Linked DNA regions of Homo sapiens: all the other regions are linked to region 1. The links are chromatin loops, found by intact Hi-C in ENCODE. Cell type or tissue: Calu3. All regions are shown on one strand.

Region 1 (8,000 bases):
TGTATGTTAATTGCTTTCTGTTTTACAAGTTTGTATATATGCAAAAATATAACTAAGTTCCAGTGAATGTGGCAATATTATCACTTGGGCAAGAAAACATATTGGTACAATATATTCCATGCATTAATAAAAAATGAAATAGCATGGAGTAAATAAATTCAAAATAAGTCCTAAGAGTGCTGTAATCTAACATTAAATGTTGATTATAAATAAACTGTCATAAAAGAGTAAGGTCCTTATTAGCAAGGTCAAAACTATAACATTTGGGGGATGGTATTTAACTCACATTTCTAAGCCAGTAGTTAGTTAGTTATTTATGTGTTGAATAAAAACAAGTGTAGTTTTGGTATATGTCACCAATCACACAGAAAAATATGGTCTTTCATGGAGAAGCTTTGCCTATACTTAGAGAAAGAGAAACGGATTTGGAACACTGAGATTGTTTCTAGGTGTCTGGCTCAATATCCTTACTCAACCAGCTTGAACGATTAAATTTATTCATCTTGCTTTATCGCAAGGAAATTATCTGTTCTGTAGGTGATGTGTGGTTGCTAGAAAGCTCTACCTTGGGATCGGGCTTGGATCCCCGACATCGAAAAGTGTCACAGTCTTAAACTATAGGGTGATTATTAGGTCACAGTAACTGGTGGAAGAGGAAAGATGAGTTGAAGAAAGAAAACTGCATGTCTTCTACAACTGTTTATAATATTGAACGGTCTAGCTTTTGATAGACATGTGAAAGGAAGTAATTATTTAACCCTAGAAATATGATAAAACCCTGGCTTTATTTATATCAAGACTAAATGCATGCATTAAAAAGTTAAGAACACATTATTTTGGTATTTAATAAGTCTATAATTTACCTGGCTCATATCTATTAAACATATTAATAATACAGATAACAAATTTTAGATTATGGTCTTTCTTGATTATGGATCTGTTTTGTAACTTTCTGATTATTGTAAGTCGGATTATTTTGCTTTCATTATCTTCATGTCCAACACCTATGAAACATAACGCATGCTGAGTAAATATTTAACATGACATTCTGTTTTTTACTCATTTGATTGTTCCTTCAAAAAATAAGGCCTATTTTCTTTTTGTATTCCATCTAAAATATATAATCATTTTTAATAGGAAGCTGTCAAAAACACTATTCAAATTACCATGATCTAGCTTGAAAAAGGCAGGAAAGAAATACGATTGAAGGCTATCTGCCTGTGCAAAGATTACAGTTTTGAGATCAAAAGCCAACTATTCATAAAAGTCATTGGATTCTTTATCAAGTTATGCCATAAATACATTTCCACAAAAGATGACTCCCTCTACTCTTACCACTAATGAACCAATTTTGTTTTCAGGAACCTGTCCTCATCATAACTCTAGGGGAGAGAAACTCATTTCCAGCTCCAGGACAAAATATCTCATCAGTTGAAATTAATAAAATTGGAAGTTAAATTTGGACCATGGGTGGGTAAAGTTTGTTAAGTTGGTAGATAAGACGGAAGAGGAGGATTTTTATTTGATGTTAGAAGGAAAGATTTCTTCTCTTTCTTTTAGAAGACAGCAACGGCCCATGGTATCTTTCAACTCTGAGGGGGAAAAACTTACGCCAAATGCTGAACACATCCTGATACCAGAAGCATTCAGATATCCCCCTATAATTCTCCTATAAATGTGGGTCCACTTGGGGAGGCAGAGAGCTTGCTAATGCAGGAGGCAAAACACCCTACAGCCTCAATGTAATAGTTTAGGGTACATCCTGGAAGAATGCTGAGTATGAGGAGGGCTTGGCAACATAGGGAGAGTTCAACAGAAGGCTCTTGAAGTACCAAATGGAAGTATAAAATATGTAGTGTGTAGATTTTGATTTATGATGTGGAATATGATATTTCATTTAGAAAATTCTGATATACACTCACTGTAACTTCTCCAAACTCTGTCAGATTTGCTGCCCATATTGAGGAATGTTAAGTGAGATTAAATGAACCACTACTTCATTTTAATTCTGAGGAACATTTGCTTTTGTCATTATTTACTATTGTTTATTGATTTAACAATATTTCCACAGACCAAAGTATTTTATTACATATATAGCTGAGCATGTAATTCATAATTGTATAATATAGAAAATAAACTTCTTGGTATTGGCCTCAGCATTTAATAATGAAAAACTAGTGACAAACATCTTTAGAAAAAAATAATAAAATAGTCCTTCAGTATTAAAATTTCCTAGTAAAAAGCATTAGATCAAAGTTAAGAATATGACATGTTAATGCATAGATGACTTAGGCATAAATAAAATGAATCAAATCCCAGCTCTTATAGTAAATCAAAATAGGTGAAATCTGCAGGTTCACAGTTTGTCATAGGTCAATTGCAAAAACAATGCATCATTCATATTTTTCATCATTCTGAGGTTTTTAATGATACAACATTTAAAATAATGCATACCCAGGATATAAGCAATGTGCTGCATACTTACCAGGTGATTTTTATGCCACTTTGCTGAATGCAGGATTAATATATTTGGGCTTTTTATTGCTTGAGTAGAAAGTGCTCATTACTTATTTTATGTTTATAATATAGAAAATTAAAAAAACAATTTTTTTAATGGCATACATCACACGGTTGTAGTGGTTGACTTCCTCAAGATCGTCTTCTGTGGTTTTGGTGCAGTGGGAGGAGGCACAGTTGCAGGTCTGATAGGGGGGAAGCTGTTACTGTGGCTTATTCCCATTCCCCCATTTTCTAGTGGGAAAGGAGGGAGATGGGGTGTAGGAGGGAGGGGAGGGCCTTGGTGAGGAATCTTTCCCGGTGGGTGGACAGGTTCACTGTGTAAGTGGACCTCCCTGTTTTTTATGTTATACCGGGTATCACAGTCAGGACAATAGCCATGGTACTGTACTTTTTCATTAAACCGAACTCGTTCTCGAGGCCCTGCCTGGGGACATCTGTCTTTTTCAGGTCTATGCATCAGAAGCTGGACTGGAGCCTTGTCCAAGTTACTGTTGGGTATGCAGCAGATATCTCCATTTGGAATTTTGTTAGGTCCACCTGGTAAGCCTCCATTTCGTAGAAGGGTGCCATTGGTTTTTACAGGATTGGCAGTTGGAACCACCCTTTTGGGGTCTTCACACTTCACAGGTGTCAACCTTGGAGGAGGTGGTGGAGGGTTTGGCTTTCTCAGGACCGTGAGGATAGCAGACGGGTGTGCTGGGGGTTTAATAAGCGGTGCATTAGCCTGCACTTTGATCTTCTCTAGGCTGGAGGCTGTTGTGCCACTTGAGCTACTATTCAGCGTGTCCGTTTTGGAGCTGTCAGTCATCTCATCCTCCAGCTGTAGGTCAGAGGTCAGGGTGTCAATCTGGTCAACCACCTAGTGGAAAGGACAAGGTAATTGTTTTGAAGAATGACCCAAACAAAGTATACTAGAAACAATTTATTTTTGTCTAGGGGAAATCTGCTATGGAAGCCTTAACTGATATTGAACTGAACATTCCATTGCTGCTTGATGTTTTCAGTCAATAAATTTACAGAATAGTGACCATCACACAGAGGACCAACTGTATGATAATATAATTTAACATGCTTAGAACATAACATATGATTTATATATACATTCTATTTCTGACTCTGATATACCCACCCATAAAATATGAAACCTGATGCAGGAATATAACTGATTTTTAAAAATAATCAGAGGGCATTTCCCTTCTGCTTAACATGCAGAAAGCTGTAGGAGAACATTGCTTCCAATCTTGAAATTAAAAAAAAAGATAATCTGCAAAATCATAATTTTCTTGAGACCAACAGAGACTTGACCTCACAAGGCAACCAAATGAACTCAACTGTTGAGAGTTTCAAGCCCTCTGAGGATATACAGAAAACATCAACTGTTCAACCTTTAGAAAATCACAGGAAAAAAAGGCAGCAACCATCAGAGTGAATGAAGAAAGCAACTAAAACTTTGATGACTAATTAAAGGTTGAATATGTGCTATTATGACAATTTAGAATCCTTGGGAGTCTCAGACACAGTATCATCTGTACTCACTCATGGCCTCCTTTACACAGACCTCTCATGCTGAGAGGAGGAAAGAGATGGAAGAGAGCCCCTGGTGGGCACACAGGCACAAAACCCCATTTACTTCTCAGACTGTTCTCCCTTATAAAGCAGAACCTTTACTGGTGCAGTAGCAAGAAACCCTCCAACCTGTAAGACACAGGCAAAGATATTTTGCTTCTGAGAGAGGGTAGAAGCAAAAGCTGTCTCGCCTTGGAGAAAGGGAAAGAAAATTATCTGGGCCCAGGACCCTAAACTAATACAAAGCAGATGTTTACTATCACTGGGTGAATGACAGGAAGTCACACCAGTCAAGGGCTACTACAGGTACCAGGCAGAGGAGCCAGGGACTCAGATAAGGCTGGCAGAGGCATCAGAGCATAAGACAGGTGGGAACCCACGTTAAGGAGAGAGGTTGTGAAGATAGGAACATTGAATGGAAGTATCTTAGACAATGCAGTTCTAAGGAGACTTTGGCAAGGATACTGGGGAGTCTGACATCTCCCATAACAGGGCAACCTTACTGTCTCTGCCCTGTTCAGTCATTGGCTGGGAGCAGCAGTGTGGTCACTGCTCAAATGCTGACTTTCAGAGTACAGCATCAGGGTCCTCAGTCATTTACACTCTGCATTCAGAGGTCTTGGAGGCCATTCTCATAGCCACCATACCTGCACTGTTATACACATATGAGAATGGAAAAGTTATGGATTGTTTTAAAAATAGTTTATGTAAGGAGACAGTTCCTTCATTTCACACATTTCCATCACATTTATTCCATATGGAGATTTTTCCCTCCTCTCTTACTTAGGTCTAAGTTTAATCAACTGTGAAGTTGGCTCTTTGTCACATGGTGGCAGGATTGGGCTCAAAATGAAAACACCAAAAGCATCTAGACGTTGGACAGGATATAGACTTTACTTCCTCCTCATGAGGCTCTTAAGTGATTGATTCCACCAGGCAGGTAAAGGCCACCAGGGCTCAGTCTTTGGATGTCTCGAAGGCCTGCAAACTCAGCAGTTTCAAAACATTCAACAAATATAGTAAATTCAACAAATTTCTTCTAGTATTTTCTATTTTAGCAAATGACAGCACAAACCTCACATCTGAATAATCAGAAATCCAGAAACTCTATTTGATATCACCCTTTCACTCACCTTCTGGTCAGGAGAACAAGTCCTTCTATTTTAGCTCCTAAATAACGAATCTTAAATCCATTCACTTTCCTCCATTTTCACTTCTGTCATCCTACTCTGAGCCTCTATGATTTACTGTATGGACTATCCAAAGCCACTTTGCTTTTTTTCATTTCAGTAGTCTCAATGACTTTTTTGGTTTTTTTTTTTTTTGAAGCAGAAGTGTGCTTTTGTTAACTCCCTGTTTAAATCCTTTCTATGTCTGCTCATTTCTCCTGTGATAAAGATCAATTCTGAAAACAGACTTCAGGATTCTGCATAGTCTCACTCAATGGAATACTGGTGTTTATCAGCTGGCTCTTGGCAGTGTAAGGAAGTCTTCATTTGAAAGGTTTTGTGTAAAATTCCACTGTGGTTGATTTCAGGTTAGTCATGTGACATTACTGAACCTGAGGTTGGGAATAAATGTACAGTAGCATACAATTAAAAAGTGTACTATACATAAATAAACTCAGGAGCACAAATAATAGTGAACTGCAGTAAAATAATTAAAAATAACAGGGAACAATTAGAAAACCTTTGTTTTTAATGTAATTAGTTTGTTTATACAGTTTCACTTTTTTTTTTTTTTTTGAGACGGAGTGTCACACTGTCGCCCAGGCTGGAGTGCAGTGATGCGATCTCAGCTCACCGCAACCTCCATCTCCCAGGTTCAAGCAATTCTCCCACCTCAGCCTCCCAAGTAGCTGGGATTACAGGCAGCCACCACCACACCCACCTAATTTTTTGTATTTTTACAAAATACAAAAAGAGACGGGATTTCACTATGTTGGCCAGGCTGGTCTCAAACGCCTGACCTCATGATCCACTCGCTTCAGCCCAGTTTCACTTTTAGTAACTGTTGTGTTTAACAACCAACCAGCTCACAAAATTTTTAAAAAATATGATTGATTTTTAGCTAGTATGAGTCAGTTCTAGTCATTGTCTCATGCTCCTAAATAACTCTCAGTCCTCAACTCTGTATTTCTGTTCCCAATCTCTCTGGTATTCTTTAGGCCCTCAAAATTGCTTGTCTGCTTCCTGCCACAGAATGTTTGCACAAACCATTATTTCTTCTTGAAATGCTCTTCCTTCTTCTCTTAGTCAGGTTAACTCTGACACATCCTTAAAATTTTTCCTATTGCATTCTAAAGGCCTAACATAACAACCGGTACTAATTAGGGGCTCAGCAAATATTTGTTAAGTAAATGCTCCGAGGGTTATTTCTTCAGTTTAAGTGTGAGCAAAAGCATTTTCTCTCCAATTTGATTCTTGGAAGTGGTTGTTACTTCAAAACTTATTCAGTTATTCTAGAAGAAAATGGGAAGGAAAGAATTTATCCATAAATGACCACTGAGTTGGTTGCATATTCTCAAGCTCTGTCTAGAAACTAAAGTGAAAGGCTATCTAAAGAATGTGAGAGGTAGAGAGACAGTCTTGGCTCATGGGTCCTTGTCCTATTTCACCTGGAGGTTATCTACCCCACACATTTTATCATAGTAAATTCTGCAGCAAATGAGAGAAAACAGGTCTTTTAGGAGGGCAGTGAAGCTGATTTTCAGAGATGAATAAATGCCACCTCAGTTCCTGCTGGTTTTATGCTTCCTACCTGGTTTCAGTCTCTACGTTATTTCCTGAGTGCCTATAAAATTCCAAGAGAATAAAAAACAAACAAAACACTGCTTTCATGGAGCAGACAATCCATGAAAGGGCCTCACTTTGACTAGATCTTCAAACAAGTAATTTTAAAAGTGCAACTAGCTCAAGCGCTCTGAAGAATATAAGATGTTATAAGAGAAGAGGAAGACCCCATCAGAAAGGTTAGTGAAGCATTCTGTAAGGATGAGTTGGAGCTTACTGGCAGAAGAGTGGTTCAAGCAGTCTGCTCAGAAAAGAGCCTGATAAAGGTCCTCTGACAGAAGAGATCACCTGAGTGTGAGTGATTTAAAGACTGTTTTGGCTCAAGGGCACTGTGAGAGATGAGGTTGGATAGTTAGGTAGCAGCTATCCTGTGAGAGCCTTTGAGATGATATGATAAAGTACCACATATTTTTCTTTTAAAGAGTTGCAGAAGTGAGAGATGTAGTATTCAAACAGACAATGAATTAGTACTTTCAGAACTGAAGTGTCCTCTAAAGTACACAGTTTCAAACAAGAAAATATAAACAAACTCTCACTCAGACATACCATAGTGAAACCAGAAAACACTGAAAAGCAATGATAAAAGTTTTACAACCACAAAAAAGGGAACACCAAGTATTTATAGAGTAACAAAAATTAAGCTGACAGATCTTCCCACAAGTAACAGTGGTCCCAAGAAAATTTAGGAATAGGTTCATACTGAAAAATAATTGGGAATGTTAATATAGTTTAACTGATATAGAAGTGAGAGAAATAGACATTTTTAGACAACAAAGACTGAGAGAGTATTGCTCTTATAGCTCAGTATTGAAAGTATTGATAAATGAAAATTCAGTGAAAGGTAAATAATCAGAAGGAAGAACTGGAATGCAAGAAGCATAGATAAACAAAGGCATTGGTAAACAAGTAAGTCAAGTTATGCATTGATTACAAAACATAATATATTAATGACTAATTTGGGACAGGGTAAGAAAAATGTGAAGCTAAATACTAGGAAAAAGAACATGTCTGTAGGACAATCAGAATTAAACTATTTAAGTTCATTGTCTTTGTTGTGTGTGTGAGGAAAATTATTATCTATCTGATACTGATTAACTTTATTAAGTCAAAAGTGCATGTGTA
Region 2 (8,000 bases), 1.3 Mb before region 1:
GCTTAGCACCCGGGCCAGCAGCTGCGGAGGGTGCGCCCCGGTGCCCCAGCACTGCCGGCCCACCCGCGCGGCGCTGGAATTCTCTCCAGGCCTCGGCCTCCTCCCTGCGGGTCAGGGCGCGGTGGCTCACTCCTGTAATCCCAGCACTTTGGGAGGCCGAGGCGGACGGATCACGAGGTAAGGAGATCGAGACCATCCTGGATAACACGGTGAAAGCCCATCTCTACTAAAAATACAAAAAATTCCGGACACAGTTAGACATCAGGGAAATGCAAATTAAAACCACAATGTGATTTCTTTCTATACCTATTAGAATGGCTAAAATAAAAAGTCTGATCATACCAAGTAGGATGTGGAGTACCTGGAACTCTCAAACATCACTAGTGGGAATGTAACGCGGTACAGTTTAGAGTTTCTTAAGAAGTTTCTAGTATATGACCTAGGCCTTCTCTTCTAGATTAATAGAGAAATGGAAGTACGTGTACATACAGACTCTTGTGCTTAAATGTTCAGAGAAGTTTTAATTTTAATAGCCAAATGATAAAAACAATACAAAACTTTATTCAACAGGCAAATGAATAAACTATGATACACATACACATACACACACATGCACACACACGAACATCATTCAGTAAAAGAAAGCAATGGCACACACTATAACATGGATGAATTTTAAAATAATTATGCTGGGTGGCAGAATCAAGACAAAAAGAGTACATACTGTATTATTTCATTCATATAAAATTCTAGGAAATGCAAACTAATGTATAGTTACAAAAATAGATCAATGGTTGCCTGCAGAAGTGAGAGAGAGGGGATAGAAGGATGCCAGAAAAAAAATTGCAAATGGTCATGAGGAAGTTTTGGATGGTAATTGATATGTTCATCGTATCAATTTGTGATGGTATCACAGTTGATACGTATGTCAAAACTTATCAAAGCATATATATATCAAACTTTGTATATATATATATGCAGTAAATTGTGTGTCAATTAAAGCTCAATAAAGCTCTTTTTTCTTATTATACTTTAAGTTTTAGGGTACATGTGCACATTGTGCAGGTTAGTTACATATGTATACATGTGCCATGCTGGTGCGCTGCACCCACTAACTCGTCATCTAGCATTAGGTATATCTCCCAATGCTATCCCTCCCCCCTCCCCCCACCCCACCACAGTCCCCAGAGTGTGATATTCCCCTTCCTGTGTCCATGTAATCTCATTGTTCAATTCCCACCTATGAGTGAGAATATGCGGTGTTTGGTTTTTTGTTCTTGCGATAGTTTACTGAGAATGATGGTTTCCAGTTTCATCCATGTCCCTACAAAGGACATGAACTCATCATTTTTTATGGCTGCATAGTATTCCATGGTGTATATGTGCCACATTTTCTTAATCCAGTCTATCATTGTTGGACATTTGGGTTGGTTCCAAGTCTTTGCTATTGCGAATAATGCCGCAATAAACATACGTGTGCATGTGTCTTTATAGCAGCATGATTTATAGTCATTTGGGTATATACCCAGTAATGGGATGGCTGGGTCAAATGGTATTTCTAGTTCTAGATCCCTGAGGAATCGCCACACTGACTTCCACAATGGTTGAACTAGTTTACAGTCCCACCAACAGTGTAAAAGTGTTCCTATTTCTCCACATCCTCTCCAGCACCTGTTGTTTCCTGACTTTTTAATGATTGCCATTCTAACTGGTGTGAGATGATATCTCATAGTGGTTTTGATTTGCATTTCTCTGATGGCCAGTGATGATGAGCATTTTTTCATGTGTTTTTTGGCTGCATAAATGTCTTCTTTTGAGAAGTGTCTGTTCATGTCCTTTGCCCACTTTTTGATGGGGTTGTTTGTTTTTTTCTTGTAAATTTGTTTGAGTTCATTGTAGATTCTGGATATTAGCCCTTTGTCAGATGAGTAGGTTGCGAAAATTTTCTCCCATGTTGTAGGTTGCCTGTTCACTCTGATGGTAGTTTCTTTTGCTGTGCAGAAGCTCTTTAGTTTAATTAGATCCCATTTGTCAATTTTGGCTTTTGTTGCCATTGCTTTTGGTGTTTTGGACATGAAGTCCTTGCCCATGCCTATGTCCTGAATGGTAATGCCTAGGTTTTCTTCTAGGGTTTTTATGGTTTTAGGTCTAACTTTTAAATCTTTAATCCATCTTGAATTGATTTTTGTATAAGGTGTAAGGAAGGGATCCAGTTTCAGCTTTCTACATATGGCTAGCCAGTTTTCCCAGCACCATTTATTAAATAGGGAATCCTTTCCCCATTGCTTGTTTTTCTCAGGTTTGTCGAAGATCAGATAGTTGTAGGTATGCGGCGTTATTTCTGAGGGCTCTGTTCTGTTCCATTGATCTATATCTCTGTTTTGGTACCAGTACCATGCTGTTTTGGTTACTGTAGCCTTGTAGTATAGTTTGAAGTCAGGTAGTGTGATGCCTCCAGCTTTGTTCTATCTAGAAAACCCCATCGTCTCAGCCCAAAATCTCCTTAAGCTGATAAGCAACTTCAGCAAAGTCTCAGGATACAAAATCAGTGTACAAAAATCACAAGCATTCTTATACACCAACAACAGACAAACAGAGAGCCAAATCATGAGTGAACTCCCATTCACAATTGCTTCAAAGAGAATAAAATACCTAGGAATCCAACTTACAAGGGATGTGAAGGACCTCTTCGAGGAGAACTACAAACCATTGCTCAATGAAATAAAAGAGGATACAAACAAATGGAAGAACATTCCATGCTCATGGGTAGGAAGAATCAATATCGTGAAAATGGCCATACTGCCCAAGGTAATTTACAGATTCAATGCCATCCCCATCAAGCTACCAATGACTTTCTTCACAGAATTGGAAAAAACTACTTTAAAGTTCATATGGAACCAAAAAAGAGCCCGCATTGCCAAGTCAATCCTAAGCCAATAAAGCTCTTAAATGAATACATTTACCCTTGGACTAGCAATTCTACTTCTAGAAAAATATAGTAACATTACATTGGTAGAAATTATTGATGCATGTAAAAAGCTATTCAGTATATAAGTGTTTATAATAATAGAAGATTGGAGGGAACTTGTCCATCAACCTGTAACTGACTAATAATCCATTAAAAAGAATAATCAGCTCTTTATTGGAATGAAAGGCTTTTCATGATATATTGCATAATGAATAAATCAAGTATCACTACACAATAGTATGCTATTGTTTGTGTGTGTTAGGAGGGAGATATGTGTACACACACACACACAAACCACAATTACTTGTTTGTATAGTATCTTTGTTCTTTATAGGGGAAGTCAGGAGCTGGGTAAATGTAGGTAAATTCTACCATGTTTCCTTTTGTGTCTTATAAATTTTGCACCATGTGTTATTAACTTTTAAACCGAATAAAATTTAAAACATAGTCTCATAGTTGTTGTTGCAATTGTGAAAGGAATATGTTCTCTCATTTCCATATACTTTAGCTGGTTATTGCCAATATAGATACAAACTATAAATCATGAATTTTTTTGTGTATGTTATCCAATCACTTTTCAAGTATTTTTTGGAAGTGAGAAGGATTTTTAAGTTTGCAATCATATTATTAGAAAGATAGTTACCTCTTTCAGTATTTATAACAATTATTTTGTTTTGGATGATTATATTTATTAGAATTTCCAAACAAATATATTAACAGTGTAAGTAATAACAATGATAGTGAATATCCCTTACTTTTTCCTGACTTTAATGGGAAGAGCTTTAACATTTCACAACTTAAAATGATATTTGGTGTTTTTCATGGTGAATAATTTAATCAAATTCAGGTTTTTTTTCTACTTTACTAGAGGCCTTAATTGCTTTGATATGTTGTTTTTCTTTTTAAGGCATTTTCCCCATATGTGTTCTTATTGTATCGCAGCTGTCAGAAACTTATGGGCCATTACTAAGAAAGTAGATGTAGCTCTATATTTTTTTCTTTTACTTAAATGAATAGATAAAAGAGAAGTTATTATTGAGAATCCTATCTTTTTTTATAGCATATTGTTTACAACCTTTAGCATGTGAACTAGTGTTAGTAATTCAGCTCACAACAGATTGCAACACAACTGAGTGTTTGATCCACAATCCGGTACCATTGCTCTAAAATTTTATTTTGACTCTGCACTTTCAGTCCTCTATCCCCTGGGTGGCAGTGTTGTTCTCCAAATTGCACATTGTAATCCAAATTGCAGATGTTGAGGAAAGCAATCTAAATATGATATGTGATAGCATTTTCTGAATTAGAAAGAAAATAGATGGATATACCAGGTCTTGTATTTATTTAATGCTTAGTATTAACACCTTAAGGTTTCAAACTTTGATTTTAAGTAAGTCACTAAACAATAATAAAGTGTCTAAGTGAAACATTAATGGATTCATTTAAGATTCTGTTTTTAAAAAATATATAACAAACTGAAGAGTGTAAACAGCTACTGTATAAGAGGCAGGTAGTTCAGAAGTCACTAAGCTAATAGCTTTACTAAATCAATCTTCTAACATATTTCTGGCATAAATTGCATTTTAATTTTTATGGAGCATTTTGATTAGATTTGTTACTTTATGTCTCTAGGAAATCTAAGAAAGTTTTATTCTAGAAATTTTATATCTTAAAAATTTCAGTAGCTAGTTAATGTCATGAAGCCAAGTTTTATAAAATTCAAAGTGGTAGAGCTAACATGTACTTAGCAATTTAACATTTTGGCTAAGAGCTTTGGCTCTGGAATCAGACTATCTGATACTAAATTCTAATTCTACGTCTTAATAGCTATATGATCTTGGGGAAATTATGTAAGATCTCTGTGCCAAGGCGTCTTTATTTGTGAAAATAGGAGTGATAATCTATCTCACAGGATTGTTGTGATGTTTAAATGAAAACACAGTATAGAGTTCTTGATGAATATTTACCTCTAAATAATTTACTGTTATTTTTATTATTTCATTTGATCTTAACAGTAACTTTGTGAGATAGGCATGGTACATAAGAGGGATTCATGTCTTATGAATAACAAATATACCTAAGGTCATAGAGGTAATAAGGGGGCAGTCCAAGTCTTTTGACATAAAATCACTGGTAGCAATTTTGTAACAGCTCTATGATATGAATGTAAAATTACATTAATAGTTTGTAGCCACCATGTCATTAATTCCCATTCATCTAATTATTTATTAATTATCAATAATTAATGAGGTAATATAATTTATAAACTATACATTCCTTCACATATACAATTTACTTCTTTTAATTATTTGCCAATTAGCCCAAAATAGGCTCAAGATTATTGCAACAAAGCCTGTAATAATTTAAAGTTAAGTTCAGAAAACATTATTAAAACCCAGTTCAGATTCTTTTCAACATAGTGATTGGCTTTGATTCATTTTAATAAACGTTTTTGAGTGTCTATTTTGCAAAGTATTGTACTAGGTTCAGTAGGAGATACAAAAATGATGAAGACATTGTCCATGTCCACCGTGGACTTACAGAGTAGTAACTTAAATGATTCTAATACCAAGATAGACTGCATTAAGTACTGTAGTAAGAGTGTGAGGCACTATTGGAGTCTAACAGGGCAGTGAACAAGCAGTTTGACGAGAATGCTTCCTACAAGAGGTGGAATTTGAGTTTCATTTTCAAGGAAGGAAGCACTTTAATAGGAAGCTGAAGAATAGGAAGAGAAAGTTTCCACTGGAGGAAATTAGTTAGATAAAACTAGGTAATAGAAGACACACTATTTCACAAATAGAATAAAGCTTCCAAAGGATTTTTCATAAACCCCTAAAATCTCCAAAAACATTGTTAGGCCTAGCAATGAAAACCTTTTTAATTTCTTAAATATATTTTCTACACACGTCCCTCCTAAAAAATGATAGTTTTCTTAAGTTATTAAACATTTGAAAAAACTGAAGTAAGGTGTTTTAAGGCAAAAAACAAAATACATGAATCTTAATAGACTGATAGAAGTAGGTTTCAGAATACCTGGAAATTTATGGATCTGTAAATGATTGAGTAATCTCTAAAGGAAATTTTGCTGCATTATACTTAAACATAAAGATAGAAGTTTGAAAGAAAGTAAAGTGAATGATATTGTGAAAGTTAATTATTCAAAATGGAGACATTCCTGTCATACCCAACTAAAATGGAATTGGGAAGCCATGGGGAAGGACACCCAAATCCCTTCCAGGAACTATTTTTGCAATTCAAGAGAAAAAAAACATCATTTTAAGATTACATCTTACATAGTAACTGCTGCCACTTACTGCTTAGAGCTCAGAAGCTCCTACACTCAGCTCAACACTGCTAGTGCCAATGAACTTTCTTTCAAAGCAACGTACATAACTTTTCTCTTTTTCTCAATAAAATTCCAACCTTTCTTTTTGTTTTTCAGACACATCTAAGAGCTACTCTGGATTGTGTGCATTGAATTGCAATTTTAATCCTTGTATATTATTCCCCAATAAATTGTTTATTTGGAAATTCAACTATAAATAGTTTTACTTAAGGTTTATAATGTAAGCCTGTTCAGAGAAAACATTTTTAATTTGTCCATCAAGGAATAAAGTATTTGTAACAAATTTATTGGTCCACTTCTCCATCAAGACCAAGAGAGAGGCAAGATATATGGCCTGGAGAGGTAAAATTAGCAGGTCACCTAGCCTCTCCTTGAAGAAATCAAATGCTGTTTCTCTAGTAAGAAGAAGAGTAAGAGAGAGAAGCTCTGTTATTTTGCCCAGTTCATAGTCAAGCATGATATCTCTGCTTCATTGTTTTACAGAGATTCCTCAATGTGCTCACTGAACTTTAGTAACTACTTGTTACCACTCTACTGCAAGTCTACTTCTCAATGTCACCAGTGACCTCCTAGGCACTAAGCTGGATTTCAGAGCGCTTTAGTATAAGATCATCATCCCAGTCCTTTGCCATTGATTGACAGACTTGACTGTGTTGGCTGAGCCAGTGACCGCTTCCTCTCTTGCCTCCCAACATGTACCACTATCTAAGCTATGAGCCTCATCAGGTAGTGGTTGCTTCACACCAGACTTTTTCATACCTGACCTAGCCACATGGACACTATTAATTCAACAAAAAATTATCCAGCCCAAATGTCAATAGTGCTGAGGTTGAAAACCCCTGATCTATGTTTATGTCCATAACAACCAACTGTATAGTGCAATGAAGTACCAAGGGCTGGGCTGTGGGAGAGGATAAAATCTGCAGAAGTTTGGACTTAAAAACAAAGACGATAATGGTATTAGGGAGTTACGTGACACACCAATATGTAGGAATGTCTCTACTTTTTGTGTTTGATTAATAATTTATTAAATATACTTGAAAATCAATATAGTCTGTAGGGAGCCTTTAAAATGATGCTTTCATAGTTTTTTTTTTTTTACAATCATAGAAAGCAGATGGTTCTCTAAAACTTACAGGTAATTAAAGGCTTCTTAAACTCACAGCATACAAATATTTCAACATTTAAATAGAAGCTCATTTTCTTCTAAAGTAATTTCCTTGTACATTCTTATTAAAGTATAAAAAGGACAACATTAATAGTTTTAAAAACCTATATTTAACCTAAATCAAGATTTTTCTACAAATTATCCCTGTTCCCAAAAAGTTTAAAAGATATCAGAGAGTAATGTGATACTAAACCAAATAATCTCATCACAATGGAGCATTTCACTTTTAAGAAATATTGGGCAAAATTTCCTATTTAACCTTTCATGCTAGATTTTAACTGTATGTGTGCTACATGACATACCAGATTAATCCAAGTCATTCTGTTGATGCAGTAGATTGTTATATATGACCAGTTACCATATAATATCATACTGTAATTGCAAAAATGACAATATTTATGATAAAGCTTAGAAAATCTTTTTAATAAAAAGCAGACCTCACTGCTCCAATTTTTTATAAAAATTACCTCTTTTCCTCCTATTTATTTTTTGCCTTGAATGGTACCTTTCATAGT
Region 3 (8,000 bases), 740 kb after region 1:
TGTTGAGGATATTGGCATCTATGTTTGTCAAGGATGGTGGCCTGTAATTTTCTTTTTTTGTTGTTGTGTCCTTCTCTGGTTTTGGTATCAAGCTAATGCCGGCCTCATAGAATGAGTTAGAATGAATTCTCTCATTTTTTATTTTTTGGAATCACTTGAAAAGATTTGGTGTTAGTTCTTCTTTACAAGTTTGGTAGAATTCAGCACTAAAGCCATCCTGTCCTGAGTTTGTCTTTGTTGGGAGATCTTTTACTTCCGAATCCAACTCCTTACTGGTTATTAGTCTTGTTCAAGTTTTCTCTGTCCTCTTGTATCAATCTTGGATTTTATTTATCCATTTCCTCTTGGTTTTCTAATGTTAGTGTGTAGTTTATCATGATGGTCTCTGATGATCTTTTGTACTTCTGTGGTATCAGTTGTAATAATTCCTTTCTCATTTCTGATTTTACTTATTTGGGTCTACTCTCTTTTCCTGCTTAGTCCAGCTAGGAGTTTATCAATTTTGTTTACCTGTTCAAATGAATAACTTTTTAATTTCATTTATTTTATTTATTTGTGTTTCTTTTTAGTGTCTATTTCATTTACTGCTTCTTGACCTTTATTATTTCTTTATTTCTACTAATTCCTGAGTTTCATTTATTCTTACTTTCCTAGTTCCTTCAGGTTCCTTAGGTTGTTTATTTGAAATCTTTCTACTTTTTTGAAGTAGGTATTTATTGTAGTAAACTTCCTTCTTACCACTGCTTTTGCTGTATCCCATAAGTTTTGGTACATTGTATTTACATTTTCATTTGTTTCAAGAAATTTTTTCATCTTCCTAATTTCTTCATGGACACAGTGCTCATTCAGGAGCACATTGTTTAATTTCCATGTATTTGTACAGTTTTTAAACTTCCTCTTGTTTTTGATTTCTAGTTTTATTCCATTGTGGTATGAGAAGATGCTTGACATGATTTCAATTTTAAAAAATTTGTTGAAGCTTGTTTTGTGGTCTAACATATGGTCTATCCTGGAGAATGTCCCATGTGCTTATAAGTAAGCATATTCTGCAGCTGTTGAATGAAATGCTCTGTAAATGTCTGTTACATCCATTTAATCTAACCTGCAGTTTAAATCCAATGTTTCTCTGTTAATTTTCTCTCTAGATGTTCTGTCCAATGCTGAGAATGGGGTATTGAGGTTTCCAACTGTTACTGTAGATTTTTTCTGTTCAAAATTTCAGGTAGACTTTCATTTTGGCAAATATTATAGCCTGGATTGAAATTGCATTCTTTACTAAAGAATCTGTTCTTGTTTCTGTCAGCTCTTCAGCTATACTCCTAATCAAATATCACCTCAAATAAAGTTTTAGATGAAGTTGAATGTTTCCAGATTGAGAGTGTGAATTTGGGCCATAAATTCATGTGGGGACAGGATTTGAGTTACAAACTTTCTTCTTTCTACACCATCATGGTTGAAACAAGGGAGTGTCCTTCCTACCTCCATTGGTGGGTGAATGTCTTCTTCTACTGAGGATATAGCTTTTTGGGTCCTGGCTCTGGGGAATAATCTTCTTTCAGTTTCCCTAACTTATGCAGGCCGGGTTTACATTCTTTTCCCCAACCTCTGAAAATGGATCTTCAGAGTTATCATTAATTGATAATTGCCCCAGTATGGCCAGCTATTCTGTGCTTGCTGAACTTTCTGAACTTCTGCTTACATTCTGTTTTTAGTCTCTGAATATTTTCCTTATTTTCTTGTCAGCTCAATACACCATGGAATACTATGCAGCCATAAAAAAGAATGAAATCATGTCCTTTGCAGGGACATGGATGGAGCTGGAGGCCATTATCCTTCGCAAACTAACAAAGAAACAGAAAACCAAGTACCACATGTTCTCACTTATAAGTGAGAGCTAAATAATGAGAACACATGGACACATACAGGGGAACAACACACACTGGGGCCTTTCAGAGAGTGGAAGGTGGGAAGAGGGAGAGGATAATGAAAAATAACTAATGAGTACCAGGATTAATAGCTTGGTGATGAAATAATCTATACAACAAACTCCCATGACTCAAGTTTACCTATGTAACAAACCTGCACATGTACCCCTGAACTTCAAAGTAAAAAAAAAAATTTAATATATTTGCTAATGTTTTTTCAATGTTCTAATTATTTTGAAGTGAAAGGTTTGTTAAGGGTCTTTGGACCACTATATCATCAGAAATTGAAAACTCATATATTTATTCAAATTGTTTACCTGAAAAACCTTATCAACTAATAGTAATGTAATTCATATTGTTGGTACCAAAAAAACAAAGACAAACTAAGTGTTTGACAGTTTGAGAGTAAACTGGATAGATTAATATTATACTGATTTTGATCTAAATATCTAAGGTTCCAATTATGAAGGATCTTTAAAAAGCAATCATTTTCTGCATTCAATACAACCCAAAGATTATATTCAAAACAGCACAAGTACCAGTGGATTAGACAAAAGCAGACAATATCCATACTTGTGAGTACCTGCAATATTTCTACACTGACAGGTAGAGAGGTGAAGAGGGAAGGGTATTATACATGAACCCACTTCTCCCCAACTTCCAAGAAGGGATTTTAGTGGTGTACATGTGAATACGACAGAAAGTAAATGAACAGTGAGTTTGCCCAAAGACTCTTTTTTACATCTTGTATGAATCTAAAAAGTAGGTAAAAGACTGACTGAGGATTTTTAGGTTCAAGATTCAAAACAATTAAAGGCAACATTTAAATAAGGGTGGTAAGTTATACTGCTTACCAGATACTAAAGCTGGTTTTTGTACTTGGGCCCCTATACTTTAACTTTATTTTGGAGGCCTATAAATACTCCAAAATGGGCATCTCTCATCCTCTTTCATATAAAGGCTATGTATGAGAAGAAAATAAGTCATGTCAATAAAAAGAACAAAATAAACTATCTTCATAAAGTCATTCAGCACATAAATACATCTTTTAATTTTTACTTTTTCATTTACTTTTGCTTAAAAATATTACCTTGGGTGATAAGGACAATTAGGAGAAGGTAATATTTTTAAGCAATTGCCTTGGGTGATTAGGACAATTGCTTAAAAATATTACCTTGGGTGATTAGGACAATTAATATCCTAATTCTAAAAGTCCTAAATCTCTTAATGTGTTACATCAAAAACCAAACAAGACTCATCTTATTGTGCTCTTAGCCTCTAAAGAAACCAACCCCAACTCTTTCTAATCATCAGCTAACTCACTGTTCACAATCAACTTACATTTAATTCCCATGAAACACCACCAAGATCACTGTCAGGGACATGTACATCAGTCAGGCAGGCCTCATTGCTTTTTTGTACTATACTTCATTTCTACTAACAGGACAGAAGTTTGGGGAGTTGCCGCATTCCAACAGGAATCTGGCAAGATTCAATGAGGATTTTTTATAGTAGCTTATGGTCTAAGATATCACTAAACTTCATCATCATACTGAGAAGCCAACACTAGTTACAGACATGCTGCTGTACTGGAATCACCAATATAAAGATTCAAGATAAGCACAGGACAGTGATTAGTGGACTCAAATGCCACCTACAGGCTATAACTTTATTTAATTTTTTTATTAAGACAAGATTAAATGCAATATTTAAAGAGAGGTGGTAAGTTACACTGCTCACAAGAAACTAAAGTTGATTCTTGTGTTTGAGCCCTTCGGTAGTTTAATGTTATTTGAGTGACCCATAAGTACTCCACAGTGAGTACAATATAAAATATAACAAAGTTCTAGTATTCTAATGAGACTACAATCTGGTATATTTAAAAGATGACAAAAGAATTAATAACAAATATATTGACATTAATACTATTTCCTTTTTGTGTTTTTTAACCTGCTTAGATCATTAACCTTTGATAGCTAATAAAAAGGATCTCATTACAGGTATAGGTTATGTCTACACAGTAATCAGTGAGGCACTTAGATGATATTACAGATAATTTATCTGTATAATAATTACCAAAAATCATCAAATATTAAATAAGTACCTACCCTGAAATGGGCACTGTGATAATCAAAAAATCGATTCTGGAGATTTGCATTATGCAGTTTGCCTATCTACCTTAATTGAAATTAATTGCATTATAAAATTGACCTGCCTTAATTGAAATTAAATGATTAAAATTAAATAACCAAGCAAATATTTGTTAAGCTGCTGCTATGTTCCCAACACTGAGCTAGTTAGAGGTGATACAAGGAAATGAAAAGTTTTGTCATCAGATTGTTAACAATGTAATTAGGGAGAGGAGACCTATACAAATCAAAACACAAAGGAGAGTTCCAGGGAGCAAGAGTCATAAAAATTGAGAAACACAAGAGATTATAGAATAACTAGGTTCTTAATTAGACCTAAAACTGATAAACTTAAGTGGAGGGGAAAATAGCAAAAGAGATGTGGCAGCAAAAATCATGAGGTATACATGCTCAAGAAACATTCATGGCCAAAACCATATTTCTTCAGCATCTGTTTTATTAAAGATCTATAAACTTTTTTATTTTTCACAATAACTCTTTAAGGTGACTACTATTATTATTCCTGTCTTATAGATGAAGAGACTGTGACTCAGAGAAGCTGAATAACTTGACCAAAGCCTTTGAACTGATAAGTAGCAAAATCAGAATTCAAACCCAATACTTTATCATTCCAAATTGGGTGCTCTGAACCACTATGCCTGCAATAAATAAACCATCTGCCTTTAAAGAAAAGAGTGTATGGCATGAGATAAATTTGGGAGGTATAACAGCCAGGCAACAGATGGTACATTGAAATTGGGTTATTCGAGTTGAGTTTTGATACAGGGAACATTTACAAAGGTATGTGCAGAGTGTAGGAAAGCCACAAGAATATGGCAGTATTCCAGTGCTAGGAAAAACCACTTCCACCCCTCATCCTGAAGGATGGAGTGAGGTGTGGGAATTTCCAGACCCCAGAAGGAGAGAGCCTTGGGGAGTGGGGTGCCTGACAAGATGCATGACTTTTTGTAGAAAAGAGGAAGCTGGGTAAATAAATTCCCTGACCTGACCCTCTTCCTTTGTTTCTATTTCCCACTGGAGGTCTCATTGATGGAGTTTATGCAGATCAGTCACCCAGAGCCAAAGAGTAACTGAAAAAGAGTGGAGAATGGATCTAGAGAAGCAAATACAAGGTAGACATCACTAGGATGTTCTAGGAGGGTCTTGAGGCTAACTTATTTAGATTTTATTCTGTTGGGAATGGAGGACCAATAAATGTTTGGGTGGGCGAGAATTGTATATGGAAGAACTGCTTCAGGGAAACTAAATTTGTTATTAATGTAGATAGAATAAAAAGGCTGGCTGCAAAAACACTTTTGGAAAAAAATTAGAAAGCTCTGGTAGTGACTTTATGAGCCTAATAGTGAATAGTCTAGCAGAACAGAAAGAAAGAGGCTTAATGAACTGTCTATAATATTATAAAGAAATAAACTTGACTCCCAATCACACAGATAACATGATCCATTGATGAAATAATTTAGTTCTCCCTTCTCTCTCTTCTGCTTTCTATTTTGCACATTTGGGGATTTATTTTAATGGCTTCACAATCATGCCTTTCAGTCCATCATCAAATTCCTTATGCAACTATCTGGTAACATAAGCTGAGTAGTTAAGACAATAGCTCTCAGGATTGATGATCTCATTTTGGATATTAAGGGGGAAGAGGGAGAGAAACAGGAAGATAACATATACTGAAATCTTATGGCATGCTGTTTAATGCGCTCAGCGATTTTACATTTAAATTCCCCAGTACACCTGGGAGACAGGTATCACTTTTATTTAACAGACAAAAAAACCCTGTTCAAGTTCACTAAGTAAAAATAATCATTAGAAATAATAATAATGAGCTAAGTTAATGAAAGACATTATATGAATGTTAACGGAATCTGAGTATTTATCTTTGTTTTGTATTATTTTGAGACTTAGTAACCCTAATCAAAACATCCTCAGTATCACAATACATGGTTCTGTTTAAAATAAAATTAATTTTTCAAAATATATTAATTTTATTCTGAAAATAATCAATTAAGTAAGATGATTTTTAAAAAGAGGTCTAGGAGGCAAAATAACTTTCCTGAAAATGGAGAATGTCAAAGACAATATCAAACTGCATCTTACGTAAATGATTCTTCTTTCGGACTCACAATATATTATAATCTTTTGAGTTAACATTATATCAATATGTGAATTTTATGCATAATGAAATCTTTAAAAGACCCCAAACCAATGCTGTGTTGAATGCCTATAAAAGTGGCTTAGTCTCCAGATACACCCAAAAGAAAGAGGCTAATGGTAGAAGTTGAAGTAGGGAGAGAAAGTGAAAGGCACATTTCAGGACTATAGTTTTTATTAGTTTCCATCTTTGATTGATGCTACCAGTGAAGAGGTTGCTGGAATGGCAAATAAAAGAATAAGAAAATGAGTGGGCTCAAACCAAGAAGTCATGGCAAGAAGAAAGGCACTCAGTTCTAAGTTCAGGACATGCAGAAATAGTCAAAATAAAATGTTATTCTTAGTAATCCAACAGTAGCTATAAGGTGCCACCAAGACAGAAAAAATTCTAGCCTACACAATTAGAGAATAACATGGCTATGTGACAAACAGTCTGAAAGAGCTACTGTCAGGCAATAGCTCTCACTCAATACTATCTTAAAGAGCTACTGTCAGGCAATACTATCAGTCAATAGCTTTGCTTCTAAGAGAAGCACCAGAAGACAAAGGGAGATTTTCCAACACCGGAAAAAGTAAGACATTCTCCAGGTTTTTCAAATAACTTCAATCTCGGGCTTATGTTCTTGAAATTTCCCAGGTAACCTCTGTATGGTGAGTCTGTAGAGACAGACTTGTAGACACAGAACTACATGCCACAGGACTGAGCTAGCACTGGTACCAAAGCACTCAAAATGTCATCATGCTTCTTCACATCATGTATTAGGTTTATAGAGGATGGGTAATAAATGGAGTTTTTGTTCAATTTTGTCTCACAATAGGCCCAACAGGTCTAAGGACTCACTTTGTAATCATATACTAGTCCCCACATATCTAATTGGAATGAATACTCTATGTATCTGGCCCCAAAACCACTTTCTGTACTGGAGCCAAAAGAATAAATCAAAAACAAAACTGCATCTTGAGCATACTTTCAAAGATTAGAGCTACTATTAAAGCTTAGAGGATGTAGGAGTGATAGTCTCAATCAAATCATCTTATAGTTATTGTATTTTGTCCCTGAAAAAAAGTACTTTGAGTAGATAATGAACTAGCATAAATATAATCAACTAGTAGCCTCAGTCAACCAAGCAAAGCTACAATGCAGGATGTGGAATTTTTACGAAAACGTTTAATGCAGCACCTGGTGATCAGCATACAGCTATTAATTGAGCTAATGCTTACTTTCCTACCCATTGGTAGAGATAATCAATACCAGTTTGTTTTTTCAAGGCAAAAGCAGTACACATTCACTGTTTTGCCACAAACCTATATTAACTCTCATGTTTTCTATCATAACATAGTCTATAGGGATCTTGACTGACTTGATATTCCTCAAAACATCAGGTTGATCCATTATGTTAATGATATCAAGCTAATTGGATGTAGTGAGCAACAAATGTCAAGTAATTTATATGCCCTAGTGCTTACAAGCTAGAGGGTCTGAGATTAAACACTATGAAGATTCATGAGCCTGACTTATCAGTGAATTGTGTATTGATCCACTTGACTGGAGAATGCCAAAATACCCCTCATAAAGAAAAGCAGAAAATTATTCAAGCCATGCCTCCTACCATTGCAAAAGTGGCAAAGCATTTGGTGGACTTGAGTCCATTTTTGAGGTAGAATACACTGCACATGGGAATATTGCTTTGATCCACTTATTGCATGACCCACAAGTTTATCTCTTTTGAGTAGAGCAGAGAGTAAGAAAAGACTTTGCAACAAGACTAGCTAT

Evidence for each region. Peaks named below come from ENCODE experiments on the same cell type or tissue, not always from the same donor. Only the 100,000 strongest peaks of a DNase experiment are listed, where the experiment ranks them.
Region 2: it touches region 1 in a loop (2.4-fold over the local background); 2 of 110 quality-filtered maps call a loop at or near these places.
Region 3: a loop joins it to region 1, with 12 times the contacts of the local background. A loop is called at or near these places in 5 of 110 quality-filtered maps.

Annotation. Positions count from the first base shown.
Region 1 is chr5:120,681,333-120,689,332 of GRCh38, reverse strand. It overlaps PRR16 (proline rich 16), which reads right to left. Exons shown (of 2, transcript NM_001300783.2): 2 at 2,019-3,379. The coding sequence ends at 2,624. Among named protein-coding and RNA genes, the nearest start is that of PRR16, 220 kb to the right of the region's middle. In Calu3, no CTCF peak of the experiment used is centred here; a DNase peak (open chromatin) is centred at 4,122.
Region 2 is chr5:121,946,191-121,954,190 of GRCh38, reverse strand. No RefSeq gene overlaps it. Among named protein-coding and RNA genes, the nearest start is that of SRFBP1, 12 kb to the left of the region's middle. In Calu3, a CTCF peak has its summit at 4,144; a DNase peak (open chromatin) is centred at 4,170.
Region 3 is chr5:119,938,915-119,946,914 of GRCh38, reverse strand. All of the region lies in intron 1 of LOC105379144 (a long non-coding RNA gene), which reads right to left. Among named protein-coding and RNA genes, the nearest start is that of FAM170A, 310 kb to the right of the region's middle. In Calu3, CTCF peaks have their summits at 3,274 and 3,482; no DNase peak of the experiment used is centred here.